Linked DNA regions of Homo sapiens: region 2 is linked to region 1. Evidence: chromatin loops called from intact Hi-C (ENCODE). Cell type or tissue: mesothelial cell of epicardium. All regions are shown on one strand. Links, peaks and the distances in the headings refer to the core of each region. The heading gives the core; the rest is flanking DNA.

Evidence for each region. A loop is a pair of places that touch in the nucleus more often than their neighbours do. Peaks named below come from ENCODE experiments on the same cell type or tissue, not always from the same donor. Only the 100,000 strongest peaks of a DNase experiment are listed, where the experiment ranks them.
Region 2: a loop joins it to region 1, with 24 times the contacts of the local background. A loop is called at or near these places in 1 of 110 quality-filtered maps.

Annotation. Positions count from the first base shown.
Region 1 is chr14:83,688,495-83,696,340 of GRCh38, reverse strand. No RefSeq gene overlaps it. Among named protein-coding and RNA genes, the nearest start is that of LINC02305, 220 kb to the left of the region's middle. In mesothelial cell of epicardium, for the core only: no CTCF peak of the experiment used is centred there; no DNase peak of the experiment used is centred there.
Region 2 is chr14:83,813,177-83,821,022 of GRCh38, reverse strand. No RefSeq gene overlaps it. Among named protein-coding and RNA genes, the nearest start is that of LINC02305, 98 kb to the left of the region's middle. In mesothelial cell of epicardium, for the core only: no CTCF peak of the experiment used is centred there; a DNase peak (open chromatin) is centred at 4,055.

The DNA.
Region 1 (7,846 bases), core at 1,756-6,755:
TAACATTGACATTATTAACACTACCCTAATATTCAAATAAAGTAAATTTTACAGTAAAATTTTTTTCTCTTCTGATTTGTCCTAAATCCAAACCGGTAATAAGGACTTTAGTATTATATTTCTCAAGATGATCACTTTGACTAATAGTTGTTTCATTCCATTATATTTTTCCATATATTCATATTGGATGGAGACTTACAGTGATTTATATTTTTAAATGGAAACAGAAAAAGTCTCAGACTTGTTCTGGTCTTTGGTCCTTTTCAAGTCTAGATGTTCATCAGAGCCCACTACAACAGAATCTCCAGGGGTGCACCCTAGGTAGGATTTTGTTTTCTAACAGTGCTAAAAAAAGATTGCTTTATATTAATTCTTACAGATCATTTTCATATGCAGTTGGGGTTGGTAACCACAGCCTTATAGGAAGGGTGTCACTTCACTGCTAAAATAATTCTCGATGGATCCTGAGCAAACCATGAAGTCTCTGCATAGTTCTGTGTCCATATATTGTATCCAGTCTTTCACCATCATGATGTTCATAAAATGCCTCCCTCCCCCAAGAGTGTGCTGTGTGGACCAAATGTGTTAGAGTCACTTAAGAGTGGTTATAAAGATTTGAATTCCCAAGATACTTCCACAATCTAATAATTTTAAATGATTAGAGAGAGCCTGGGAATCTGTATTTTAAGCAAGTCCAGCTGCTTGTCATTCTCTTTTTCAGTGAAATCACCAGCAATGTCTTAGCCATGCATTTTATCTGATCTAATCTGTATATCACAATCAAGGTAAGGTGTTACTGAAGGATGGATGCTTAATATGAAAAACCTCCCAAATACTATTTACCTTTTAATTTTATCTTCCAGTGACTTACCCTTTGCTGTGATTTGAATATTTGCCCTCTTCAAAACCTCATGGTGAATTTCAATCCCCAATGTGGCAATATTGAGAGAACGGGCTTTAAGAGATGATTGGATCCTGAGGGCTCTGACCTAGTGAATGGATTAATGGGGTAATGGATTAATGGATTAATGAGTTATTATAGGAATGGGATTTGTGGCTGAGTAAGAAGCAAGACCTGAGCTTGCATCAGCCTCCTCACCACGTCATGCCCTGTGCTGCCTCTGGACACTACAGAAGGTCCCTACGAGGAAGAAGGTTCTCACCAGATATGCAACCTCAACCTTGGACTCTCCAGCCTCATTCTGTAAGAAATAAATTTTGTTTCTTTATAAATTGCCCAGAGTCAGCTGTTCTGTTATAAGCAACAGAAAATGGACTAAGAATCCGATATCGTTTGGATTTGTGTCCCCGCTCAAATCTCATTTTCAATTGCAATCACCAGTGTTGGAGGTGGGGCCTGGTAGGAGGTGATTGGATCGTGAGGGTGGATCCTTCATAAATGGTTTAGCAGCATTCCTTTGGTGCTGTTTTGCAATAGAGTTCTCACAAGATCTGGTTGTTTAAAAGTGTGTAACACCTCCTCCCACAACAGCCCTTCCTCCCGCTTCAGCCATGTAAGATGTGTTTGTTTCCCCTTCACCTTACATCATGACTGTAAGTTTCCAGAGGCCTCCCCAGAAACAGAAGTTTCTATGCTGATTGTATAGCCTTCAGAACTATGAGCCAATTAAACTTCTTTTATTTATAAATTACGTAGACTCAGGTATTTTTTATAGCAATGCAAGAACAGTCTAATACAGAAACCCCTTTAACAATTGATTTTTATACTCATGATGAAAGAGACTTGAGGTTGGGTACCAATTTTAGGTTTCCCTTCTACTTTCACTACTTGAGAATCTATACAAAGTGTCAATGAGAAAGGAATCCTCCACTGGCGATTCCTAATTGTCCAGGGAGACACTAATTTGTATTTAGAGGTAAACACTTATTATATGTAAAACCATACTCAGTGTACTCTGAAATGTGCCATGTTGTATATCCAGCTTTACATGGACCAGTGTCTATTGCAGGAACAATGACACAGCTCGTTTGATTAAGCCAATCTGGCTTTTGGTGTTCAAAGTTTATCACTCCAGATGTTCTGGACAGAACAAAGATAGGCTAGAATATGTGATGTAATGAATTAATGAATTTTTTTATACTTCATCAGCCAACATCAAGATAAACTGTATTGAACTAGCATGTGTCCAGCTGAAGAGTGTTTAAACTGTTAGTGCAAAGCTGAAACTTCAATAAACGCTAGGAAAGGATCCAGGTTTTATTACCGGTGATACAGTTTGAGTGGATAAATTCTAACCATTTTAGCTAAACCCTCCAGCTTCATATTAATCATGAAGTAGAATAAAGTGGGGAAAAAAAACAACCATGGGGAATGTGAAAATAAGAGTTTAAAACTGAAGTATTACAAAGGTCAGCTTCTTTATGAGAAGACAAACATAGCTGCATTTTAATTAAATTATGAGATTGAAAAAATAATTTATGTACCATCTGGTCCTTCTCACAACTTATGAAAGGAAGAAGGGAAAACTGAAAAAAACTGGATTTTCTCTCTGATGTTGTCATTACTTTTCTGTAGGAGCTTGGCAAATCACACATCTCTCCAGACTTCAGTTTTGTTTTCTGTAAATTTGTTATTAGATAAGATGATTTGAGAGTCCCTAATTTTGGAGAATGTTGTCAATAATTTTTGGAGATTTGGTGTATATAAATAAGCTGTTATAAAAGTAACTAAATTCTATTCTCACAATATTTTAAAGAGAAAAATGTTGTATGCCAAGTCTACGAGTTATTAATTTTATTGAGAGTTCTTGATTTACCAGTGACTCTACTAGCTATTACCATACATTTTCTATTTTAACATTCACTCCAGCATTAGGCTGTAGTTTTACTTTTTTTCTCTTTTAACATAAGTGGAACTGAGGCTTAGATAGTGTAACCTGCCCATAATTTCACTGTTGGTAATAGTTGGAGCTTGGATACACCAGGGAATGTGACTGTGGATGCTGTGGTCTTAACAAATATGCTGTGATAATAAATTAGTAATTCACTATGTGTGTGGTAAGTTCCAGTGGCAGAACAATAAAGTCATCTGTAAACTCTGGTAAGTAAATGCTTATTGTAGTAAACTTCAAATCACAGAAATTTTTCTATTTTTACTACCTGCTGTAATTCAAAGATTAGTATTTGGCAGACAGGTCATGAAAAATAAAGTAATGATGGGGAGATTAGTTTTACCAGATATTTATACACTCTGTAAATCCTCTAAAATTAAAGGAGTATGGAACCATATGACCACATGAATGAAATGGAGTAAAACACTCAGAAAAAAATTAAAGAATAGTTTAAAACGTAACATATGATAAGATTCGCATTTCAAAATTCTTCAAAATATATAAACTTTTTAATAAATGGTACTGGGTAACTGTATAGCCACTTGGAAAAAGAAAAATTGAATCTATATCTATAATCATGTAACAGAATAATCCCCAACTCTTTCAGTGATGTAAATGTAAAAATAAAATCGCACAAGCATGAGAAGTAAACGTGAGTAAATGTATTTGTTACCTGGCATTTTCTAAATTTGTCAAATTTCGGCTTTTCTAAATTTGTCTCAAACAAATTTTTAAAAAATAAAATACTGATAATGTGCCTACATAAAAACAAAAGAAAAATGCTTTGCATGACAGAAACATCATAGGCAAAATCAAAAGACAATAACAAACTGGAAGAAGATATCTGTAACTTTTATCTGAGATAAATAACTAATAACAATTAAGATTTAAAAAGACCCTTGGAAGAATATTGTCCAAAATAATAAAATATTCAGAGACTGACAATGTTAAAAGTACACTTAATGATATGAACATATGTTGAGATGCAATTAAATCTTTACAGAGATGTAATTCTTCACATTTAAGATTGGCAAAATCTAAAAGCTTGTCAGCATGCTCTTTAAAGAAATGCTAGAAAAATGGGTGTTCTCAAAATTGCTAATGGGAATGGCAAATGAAACCCCCAGTTCTCGGACTTTATCATGAAAATATTATGGCAAAAATATGAACAACCCATGTAAAAAGTTATTTGTAAACGTGAAATTTTGGGAATAACACAAATATTCATCCACACGAGATTGTTGCATACACTCTAATACATTCAAACAATTACATACTATCAAATTATTTAAAAGGAATGAGAAATATCTATACTGTTTCAATTCGTGATTAACCATCCTCTCCCTCACCTTCCAATAAAACACAGTTTTGAATTGTTATTCCAGAAGAAAGGAGAAGTAAATCTTACAATTTTCTAATGTACACCTACCTCTTTGTTCCTGCTATGTTTCATTTACATTTGATAAGAACATCCAGAAGGAAAAAAGAAGTGAAATGATACACAATGCTACTCCTTAAGTATTTGTGGATGATGTGGGAAAAAACAATTATATAACAATAAATCTTAGGAGAAAACCAAATTTTAATTTAAGCCACATAGCTATTGAAACATACATGTAAAAATAATTGCAAGCAAATCTATACTGTAGTTGTGTGGCTTTTTCCATTGACTAAATCAGGTCCCCCATGTCCAGAAATTTAAAATATTTCCAAAAACTCTCTTTTATGTCTGTCACGGTTTCTGTTATTTTGCTTTCTGTAACTCAAAGTGAGATTAAACATACCTTAATTACTCAGTTTATATTATAGATATAATTAAAATAGGGCCAATTTTAAAGGTATATCACAAATATGTTAAAAGAAATTTGTGGAAGAAGTAAAAAGTAATTTTGTCTGATAAACAAGGAGATTTGGCATGTTTTAAAGGTCATTGAGGTGAAATGCAGTGGCTCACACCTGTAACCCCAGTATGTTGGGAGACTGAGGTGGGAGAATTGCTTGATCTCAGTTCAAGACCAGCCTGGGCAATATGGAAAATCCTGTCTCTACAAAAAGAATAAAAATTAGCCAGATATGGTGGTGTGCACCTGTAGTCCCAGCTACTTGGGAAGCTGAGGTTGGAGGATTGCTTGAGCCCAGGAGGTCGAGGCTGTAGTAAGCAGAGATTACACCACTGCACACAAGCCTGGGTGACAGAGTGAGACCCTGCCTCAAAAAAATTAAAAATAAAACTCATAACTGAAATGAAATAAAGTATAGATTTAATAAAATATTACAGAGTGCCATCAGTAAATATTGTGAGGTATGGAATTCCAAAATCTACCCTTTCGTAACAGCAACTAAAATTCTGGAAAATCCATCAGAATTGACTCTTTGAGACTCTGAAATTTAGTAAAAGCAACTTGAAAACACTTAATAAAAATTACTGAAGTGCAGAAAAAATAATAAGCTTTATGCTGTTTCAATTATCCATTGTCCTATTCCTCACTTCCCAGCTCAGTGGTAGACTTAAAAGTAACAGCCAACCTCATTAGTTCCAGTACAAGAAAAATTCCTATAAACATACACTCAACTGAAACTGACTGAAAAACAGAAAATAGAATAGACACATAACAATCAAAAGAATGACTCAGTAATCAAAAAACTTTTAACCAAAACAGTAACAAAACAATGCCTAGAACCAGAAGGTTTCAATGGTCAATTCCACCAAATGTTAAGGAGAAACTCACACCGATCGTGTACAAACTCTTCAAAAAATAAAATAGAACAGAAGGGTATACTTGCTAACTCAATCTGTGAGGTCGACATCACTCTGATACCAAAGCCAGGCAAAGATATCCCAAGAAAAGAAAAATACAATCTGATATCCCATATAAATATAGATGCAATGATCCCTAATAGAATAGAACAGAATCCTCAATAGAATACCTAATTCAGCAACATATGAAAGGATTATACACCATGACCAAGTGAAATTTATCACAGAAATTCAAAATTGGAAAATTGATCAGTATAATTCCATATCACTAGAATAAAGGAAACACACACATATACATGTCAACTCAATAAATGCAGAAAAGATTTTGATAAAGTGTGATACCTTTTCATGATAAAAACACTCAACACACTATGAATAGCAGGAAATTTCCTCAACTTGATAATGGTATGATGCCTAATTGTAAAAGACTCCCTCATACTTAATTGTGAAAGACCCAAAGCTTCCCCCTTAAGATGAGGAACAGTACAAGGATGTTTGCTCTAGCCACTTTTATTCAACATCATATCAGAAATTCTAACCAGAAGCAATTAAATCAGGAAAATGAAAAAAGGAATCTAAATTGGAAAGGAAGAAATAAAACCATCTCTACTTGTAGCTAACATAATTATACACATAGAAAATTCTAACAAATCCACATGTTAAAAAAATCAGTCAGCAGAGTTGTGAGATACAAGGTCAATACATCAAAATCCATTCTATAGCTATACACTAAAAGTGAACAAGCCAAAGTTGAAATTAACAAAATGATTTCATTTACAGTAGCAGCAAAAAGAATAAAATACTTAGTAATGAATTTAACCAAGGAAGTGCAAGCATGGTACACTGAAAACTATCAGGTAGTGCTAATAGAATTTAAGAGGAGCTAAATAAATAGAAATATGTCTAGATTTATTGATTGGAAGGTTTAGTATTATTAAAGTATCAGTATTCCCTAAATTTATTTAATGAATTTAATCAGCATCAACATTCTAACTACCTGTTTGCAGAAATAGATACAATGATCTTAAAATTCCTGTATAAATGCAAGAAGTCAAAACATTCCAAACAAAAGAATAAAGTTGACTCACAATTCTTAATTTCAAAACATACTACAAAGCTACAGTAATTAAAGTAGTGTGGTACTGACATAAAGATAGATATATAGATTAATGAATAGAGTGGAGAGTACAGTCATATAAACCCATGAATCTTTAGATCAACAGGAGAATTAAGAAAATTAAATAGGGAAAGAATTAGTCATGTCAGCAAATGCTAATTAGACTATTGAATATTCATATGCCAAAGCATAAATTTGTATTCCTACCCCACATTTTTTATGTCATACCCTTTAAACTTTATTTGTATATATTTATAGAATACAGGTAAATTTTGTTACATATTGTGTAGTAGCAAACTCAGGGCTTGTAGTGTATCCATCAAAAATTAACTCAAAATGGGACGATAACCTAAATGGATCCTCTAGAATTATAAAACACTTAGGAGGAAGCATAGCTATAAATCCTTGTGACCTTAGATTAAGTAGGAACAAATAGATAAATTATTTATCAACATTTAAAAATGTTCTGTATCAAAAGATAACCTATAAAATGTGATAAAATATTTGCAAATCATATAAAGTTCTCATATCCAAAATATCCTAGTAAAGTATTCCTGCAACTTGACATGAACAATCCAATTAACAGGCAAATAATCAAGTTTTTAAAATGAGCAGAGGATTTGAATACACTACTCATTCAGGTAGCTTCATGTCTCAGTTGTGACAAATATCATACGTGCAGACATTGCCAAATGTCTCTTACAGAGCAAAATTGTCCCCAATCTAGAACCACTGTTCTAGAGGAAGAATTATACCTCTTTCTTCAGGGGTGGCTGGCCATAAAAATGATACAGGCCTAGAGCATTGATGCCACCAAGTAAAAGCTATTTTCCCCTAAGGTCAGGAACAGTACAAAAATGTTTGCTCTAGCCAGTTTTACTCAACAGAATGAATGAAGTCAACAGAGAGACAGAAATGGGAAGATCTAAGCCTTGAGAAAAACCATTTCAGTCATTTGATCAAACTTTACCTGAATGTTATTCACCACTGGACCTTACAATGACATAAACCAATAAATTTTATTCTTTGACCTAAGCCAGTTTGATTGACTTTTTTTCTAATTCGCAACCAAAATAATCTTAGTTTGTCATTATAATCTAAATAGATAAAATGCACCCA
Region 2 (7,846 bases), core at 1,859-6,858, 120 kb before region 1:
CAGGGTCCCTGCCTGTCATCATGATTCCTTTGAGATGCTTCTTTCACTTCTGTGTTTCTTTACCTTTTTTTGTTGTTATTTTTGTATTTTCATGCTATCATAATATTGGAAAACATTTATGTATAATTTGATCTTTCTTCCAAAACGCAATATTTTCATTTATATGTATATATATATATATATATATATATATATATATATATATATATATGTTTTCTAAGTTAAAGAAACCTAAAGTTAATTTTGATAATTAATAAATAATCTCATGACTTATGGTAAGAGCCTTTATTTATGTGAGTTATATTTTGACTTGTACATAGTAAACAAAATTGTAGTAAATATCAAATTAGATAATATTAATAAAGTTTCTGTGTTATGTGCCTAAAACATAGTGGAAACTGTGTTAGTACAGTAGAAACACAGGAACATTGTAGTATAATAATGAAGAACAAGGACTCCGAGATCTTCATGTTTTAAAATCCTGGCTTTGGCAGGGCACGGTGGTTCACGTCTGTAATCCCAGCACTTTGGGAGGCCAAGGTGGACGGACCGCCTGAGGTCAGGAGTTTGAGACCAGCCTGGCCAACATGGCAAAACCCCATCGCTAGTACAAATACAAAAATTAGCCGGGTGTGGTGGCACGCACCTGTAGTCCCAGCTACTCGGGAGGCTGAGGCAGGAGGATCGCTTGAACCCAGGAAGTGGAGGTTGCAGTGAGCCAAGATTATGCCACTGTACTCCAGCCTGGGTGACAGAGCGAGACTCCATCTCAAAGAAAAAAAAAAATTCTGGCTTTGTCTCTTATCAGCTGTGTGTCTTTGTGCATCATATCTAGAATCTCTGTGCCTTACATACCTCATTTATAAATTGTGTATCTACTTTGAATCTGGTGGATTTTTAAAGAATATTACATGTGATAATGAATATATTCCAGTGCCTGGTGTACTATAAACCTCTAACAACTGTGACCTGTTAGTATTCTTAGAGTCAAGACAATTTTACAAATCAACAGTGATATTGGAATAAACACAAGAGAATGAGAACTTTACAACATCAAGTTCTAGGTTTGGAAAACAAAGCAAGTAAACAAAAGCTTCTACTTCATTCCAAATGTAAATTCTGTCTCAAACTGTTAGCAGGACTACTGCATTTTACCTCAGTTCTCCTCTACTGAAACATCCTCTCAACCCAGTGAGGATAACAGAGATAAGTCTGATGAAGATATAAGACATAGTTCCAAGATTTCAGATCTAAGTCATCACTTGCAAATTCAGCGATTATTTAAATTTGCCATTCTTCATAAACTAGAACAATATCTGGAAATTGTCTCTCTGTCTCTGTCTCACACACACACACACGTGCACACACGCATACAAATCTAATGCTCCCTCACTTTCCCAATTCACAAATAATTTTGAAAAGTTTCCCATTTTTTTGGCATTGTGTGAAGGTGTTGGGATGTATTATTTCTGGTGGGATAGTCATTCTCAGTTAAGCAAAGGGTAAGTTTAAAGATGTGGAAGTGGCCGGATGCGGTGTCTCACGCCTGTAATCCCGGCACTTTGGGAGGCCAAGGCGGGAGGATCACGAGGTCAAGAGATCAAGACCATCCTAGCCAACATGGTGAAACCCCATCTTTACTAAAATACAAAAAATTAGCAGGGCGTGGTGGTGCGTGCCTGCAGTCCCAGCAACTTGGGAGGCTGAGGCAGGAGAATCGCTTGAACTCGGGAGGTGGAGATTCCAGTGAACCAAGATTGCGCCACCGCATTGCAGCCTGGTCACAGAGCGAGACTCCATCTCCAAAAAAAAAAAAAAAAAAAGAAAGAAAGAAAAAGATGTGGAAATGTGAAAATGCACAGTTAATTTGGGAATTTCAAGGTGGTCATCATATTAGAGACATATTATATGAATGTGGGGAAATAGAAAAAAGAGGGACTGGGAATGTAGTCAGGATCCAGCCAATAAAGAGTTTTTTGCATAATAAAGAATTTTGATTTTGTTATACAGATAAAGGAAGACTTTTATGTAGGAGCTAGTATATTTGCAATATGATATAATTCTAAGATAAAGTTTAAAATTAATTAAAATATTTTCCTTACATTTGGTGTTCAATTCATTCAAGTAATACTTTAGCCATTAAACTCTCAAGAAAACTCATGCTTTCAATGATAATTTTGGGGGACTTTACTTAAACACAATGTGTTTAATAATAGCTTTGTGCTACATGTTGACGTCCTAGCAGAAGACTAAATAGTTTTGAAAATTGTTTCTATTCAAGAAAAGTTATTTTGTTTTTGGTTTTTTGCTTTTAACTTTTTTCCTCACCACAAATATTCACATCTGTCTTCTTCTTTGTATTTTACCTGAAGAAGAAGAGACAAATGTGCTTTGAGACTATTTCCTGAAACCCTATTAAGGAACCACACTAATCCTAATATGGTCAATAGTCAAGATTGAGAAGTTAATATTCTTAATTTTAAGTACTATGCTTTAAGATTCCTGTTGTCTCAGTGACTTATAGCTTCTGAGCTAGTTTTATGTTATACATACATGGATGGTGAATCAAGATACCTGTAAACTAGTGGTGATGTTGATATTAATGCTGGAAACTTCATGACTGAACTACAAAAAAGGAGAAAAATAACTCCAAAGAAGCTCCATGCTTAAACCTCCACACCCCTTTATTAACATTCCATCCTACAGAAGCTATCGTATGTTTCCTCAGAGCAAAAATAAATCACCTTCAAAATCCCTCCATTGGGCGGTTATTTATCTCTTTGTTTCATACTCATGCCCGTTCTCCAAGGCACCATGGATTGGGACGCTTAGAAGTCACACAATTTTTTTTTTTTTTTGCCTTATGTTTCAAAAGGCTTATTTAGTAGCCCTTCTGGAGACCAACTGAGAAAATGTTGAATAATGCATTCTGGGGATCATATTTGGATCTCTGTCACCAGCTATCAAAAAGATCCTTAGGGGTTCTCTACAGCATCCTTTTGCCTTTGCCTGTTTGACTAACTCAGACTTCCAGTAAACAACTGAAATATCAGCTTTGTGAAATGTTTTTGATGCATTCAAGCTTACTCGTGTGCATTTCTAAGTGCTGAATTCCCATATTTCCATATGCAATATGCTTTTATTAGAGTAATTTCCGTATTAAATTTATTTATTTTCCTATATTTTATTGTTCTATTCCCCACTAGATTGTAAGAGTCTTGCAGGCAGGACTCACTTTTAATTACCTCTGTGTCTCCAAAATCTGGTGAGCACTAATTATACAAATAGCAAGCACTAAAAAATACTTGAAGAATGATCAGGAATTTGTAATAGCTTTGTGCTAAAATGCAATCTCTTCCCTTACTTCTGATGGAGGTTTTTTTTTTTATTTCAAAAAATGCTATCTGTGGGTTTCACGTCTGCTCAACTCATGGATGAACATGTACAGACTTATTTTCTTGTTATTATTCCTTAGACAGGATAACAACTACTTACATGACACTTACATTGTATTAGGTATTGTAGGTAATCTAGAGGTGATTTAAAATATACAGGAGGATGTGCATAGATCATATGCAAATATCATGCTATTTTATATAAAGAAATTGAAATTTTGGTATCTGTGGGAGGTCCTGGTTCAATCCCCCATGGATACTGTGGGCTGTGGGAGGATCGTACGTATTTATATATAAATATATATACACACACACACACCCCAGTGATTTAAATAAGTGCATAGGTGTGTGTGTGTGTGTATACACACATATAAAAGAAATAATTCTAAGACTGAATGATTGCTTCTTATTAATCTGCCTTTTCTTCATTTAAAAAGTAATCTTAATCTTTATTTTTCTTACTCTATCTCATTTTCCCTATGGTGAAATAGCTTTTAGGAACTGCAGAGGGGCATGGCAGAGTCAGTAGCTCACAAGGTCAGGATTTATGTCCCGAGGCAAATAAAGCAGACAAACATGATACACTTTAGGTATGGGATTTCAGGAACAGAAGTGGAAAGGCACGCTGGTTTGACATTCAGGAATGCTGCAATGCACTTAAAATTAAGGTCAAAAGGCGCTCATGCCGGATATCCCTTACCATTCCTGTGCAGCAGGATTAGGAAAGAACAGATAAGACATTCATTAGGACAAGAATAAATAAACTTGGGGAATAGTCACACAGGGAGAAAATACCAGCTATCTTACCCTGAAAATGAATACGCTTGTGGTTCTGATTAAATAATGAAATAGACCGGTATTTTAAGAAAAATGATACCAGAAAGACTTTGCTCCCTACTCAAACTACTAATCATTATAAATGAATTCTAATGCGTATTTTAACATTTTGTGTTTAGACACTGTAACTTTATGTAAAGGAATGTGTGCTCGTGTTTTTACAATTGGAAGACAGAATAGGTCTCTTTTCTTAGCTTTCATAAATAATGACTAAATTATGGGTTTGTGATATTGTTTTTCCCAGGCCGTTTAAAAATAAAACTAAAAAAAATTATTGCTTTCTCTCTCTCTCTGTGTCATACTGTTTAATCGCATCTTATAATAAATGTTTCTTGGTAATGGCTTAGTTTGGTGACTTTAGTAAGTCTATTTACCTCTTAAATGAAAAGTGAAAAGAAATTTCAATGACTCCTTACTGTCTGGGGAAACTCTGTACTTGGTACCTGACTTTCAGTGGCCAGTGTTAGTGCATTACGGGAAAAAGTACTCCGTGGGTTTTGTTACCATAAATGCATACCCATTTCAAAATTGAAAATCAACTAGTATTTAAAATTACATATTTCAAATAGCAAACATATTAATATCATAGTCATATGTGCCTCTAATGGAACAATAGTAAGAGTAACAATTATTTATTATTATTAGAGTTATTAACAATTATAGTTGTTACCAATTATTTAAAATTAGTTTAAATTATTAATTATTCTTAAATAGTTATTTATTATATAAATGGTATATAAATTATATAAATAGAATTATACATTATAAATAAATATATAGATTATAAATAAATAAAATAAATTTATTTATATATTATAAATATATATGTATATTATGTATGAAGCACTGTGCCAAGTAGTTTTTAATGTAATATTTTCTCCATTTTCCATTATCACACTATGAAGTATTATTATAGTCCCTGTTTTAAAGTCTTAGAGAGGTTAAGTAATATGCCTTCAAGGTTATAGAACCAGGTCTGTTTGATGCCTAAACCTGTGCTCTTAAACAGCATGCTATATTTTTCCTTTTATGCTGAGTGCCAGATATATGGCTAGTGTCTCAAATACATTATTTTTAATTCTTATTATTCCACATTCACAGATGCAGAAGCTGGAATTCAAGCAATCTGTAGATACCTTAATCAAGATCACAATGGCAGGAAGTGATCTGTGGTCTGAACCAATGAATTTTTTTATTTTCACTTTTTAGTACGTCAAAATTTAAACACAACAAAGATGATTTCTCAAAAATAATAATGGTCTATAAAATAATCTAATTATTTAATTTTATTTTTTAAATGGTACTACTAAACCCTGATGTCAAGAACATGATAAAATGACTAAGGTCCACATTTCCTGCTGGTGCTAAATACATCATCATAATTTTATAGATTTGGCAAAGATTCTTAAAGTGATTGAGTTCAAAGATGCTGATATTAGAAATGAAGAAACTGAGGTTCAGTAAAACTGTGCCTTTAGTAAAGCACCCAGCTAGCTAGAGGCTATATGTACTAGTTCTGGTTCTGGCAGCAACCCTTAGTGTAATAGATTTTTTTTATACTGGTTATCAATGGCAATTTTATGACTCTGGAGTTAGAGAGACAGTGTGTTTGTTCTGAGATAATATATTTCTAACCCATGAAAAGAGGATTAAGCCACCTGAGGAATCTAAATAGAAAGTTGTTTACCTATTCAATTTATGCCATGAAAAATTGTATTGCTCAGAAGCATAGGTTGAGTCATCATAGACAAGAGTATGAATTGTAGTTCTGTGACATTAGAAAGTGATGATGTTTCTGATGGTCAGTTTTCAGGTTTGTAACTTATCATAACAAAGTACATATCGCAGTGTGCTTTCTCTTTTTGGTTCACATTATGCATCTTTTGCAAAATGGCGATGATATGTGCATATGTTTGTATAGACATATACATACATATATGCACAGATGTATGAAATACTATACAGATATTAGTAACATAATAGATCACATCAGTAATACTACAAATATAATAATACATTCTATTATAATAGCAGTGATAAATGATGATAAATATTTTATAATGACAACACATTATGCATTACACTAAGTTAATATATATGTATGCAACAGTTACATGCTCACAATCCCTTACTGCAGAATTCCAAATCCCCTATACTGCCATTTAAAGTATTTCTTTTTCAACACCAACACCACATATACTTTCTTCCCCACTAAGCCAGACTCTTGTACCATGTACTCTAAGAGATATTTGCAGTCTCCTGATCCTGCCTAGCAAGTTTTTTGTCACTTTCTTTATGAATGCTTTTTCTACCATCAGAAATATCTTTCAGAAACATCATCCCCCTTCACTACCTCATTCTCATCATATTTATAAGACTAAATGTTTACTCTGTCATTTAAAGGCCCTGGAGAAACTACTCCTGAATTCTTTTCTTATTCTCCAATGAGAAGTATGTTTCCTTATTCTGTATTTCTTTATAACTTTATCTATGCTTTCCTAGTTTCTTGTCACATAGTAATTTGATGTTTTGTAAGCTATGTGAAATTGGGCACTAAGCCATGTCCTCCTGCGACTCTACCGTGGGAATACTCCCTTCCAGTTCAGGGACTCAACACACTTCTTTTGAGTACATTTGTTAAATGATTTTCACAAACAACGACACAGGCATACAGCTGAGTGTGACCTCAACATGGATTTGAGAATAATCTTACTTTATTGCCAATTATAATTTGGGGCCTGTATATTTCAAAACATGATAGAAAGCATGAAAGATTATTTCCAACAGTGCAAATATAAAATTATTTTGTTTTAATATTTATGTGATTACATTAGTGTGAAACAAGCATTATCAGCACATGTTTTTTAGCATTAGTTGACTTAATGAAAATATGAATGAAATGCTACAGGTGGTGAAACAGTATAGGTAATACGTGGATAACTTAAATTTGAGAAATACTATTTCAGAATACTTTAGTTAGGAAAGAGTAATGTGATGGATAGAACTAATAAGTTGACTTATTCTGCAGGTACATGCCTCCCTGTTTGGAGGCAGTTGCTGTGAGTGAATAATTGCATTATTCGTCAAACTCTAGGGCCACACAAGTTTGGTGACAGGTTGACAGAGCTCTCCAACATTTATTAGATGGTACACAGAAGTCAGCAACATGCAGCAGTGAAACTCATGCCAAGGATAAGTACCTATATCCACTTGCTGGAGAATTGTAATAAATTTCTTCTGAATTAATGACTAGATTAAATCATTTTGGTCATTTAGTTCATTTAAAAGATGCTAGTGTGAAAGTTAATTTGAGAAAATACCTTTTAGAAAATCTCCTACGAATTATTCAAGCGGTAGTTCTCCAGTGATAGTCTTTGAAAATGTTATTTAATATTGGAAGGAGTCACCCTTTCAAAATGTGTGTATAAAATTGTATATGTAGGCCAATTTGACTTTACATTGACGTTTTCATATGTATACAAATTACATTATACTGCTTTTAGTATTTTTCTTCTGGTATTGCTTCTCTGCCTTTTGACTAAGATCAAGTATTGCATTTTTTCCTGTAGAAGTAACACAATATTGTAGAAATGAAGCCCTTTGCTTCCCCATTT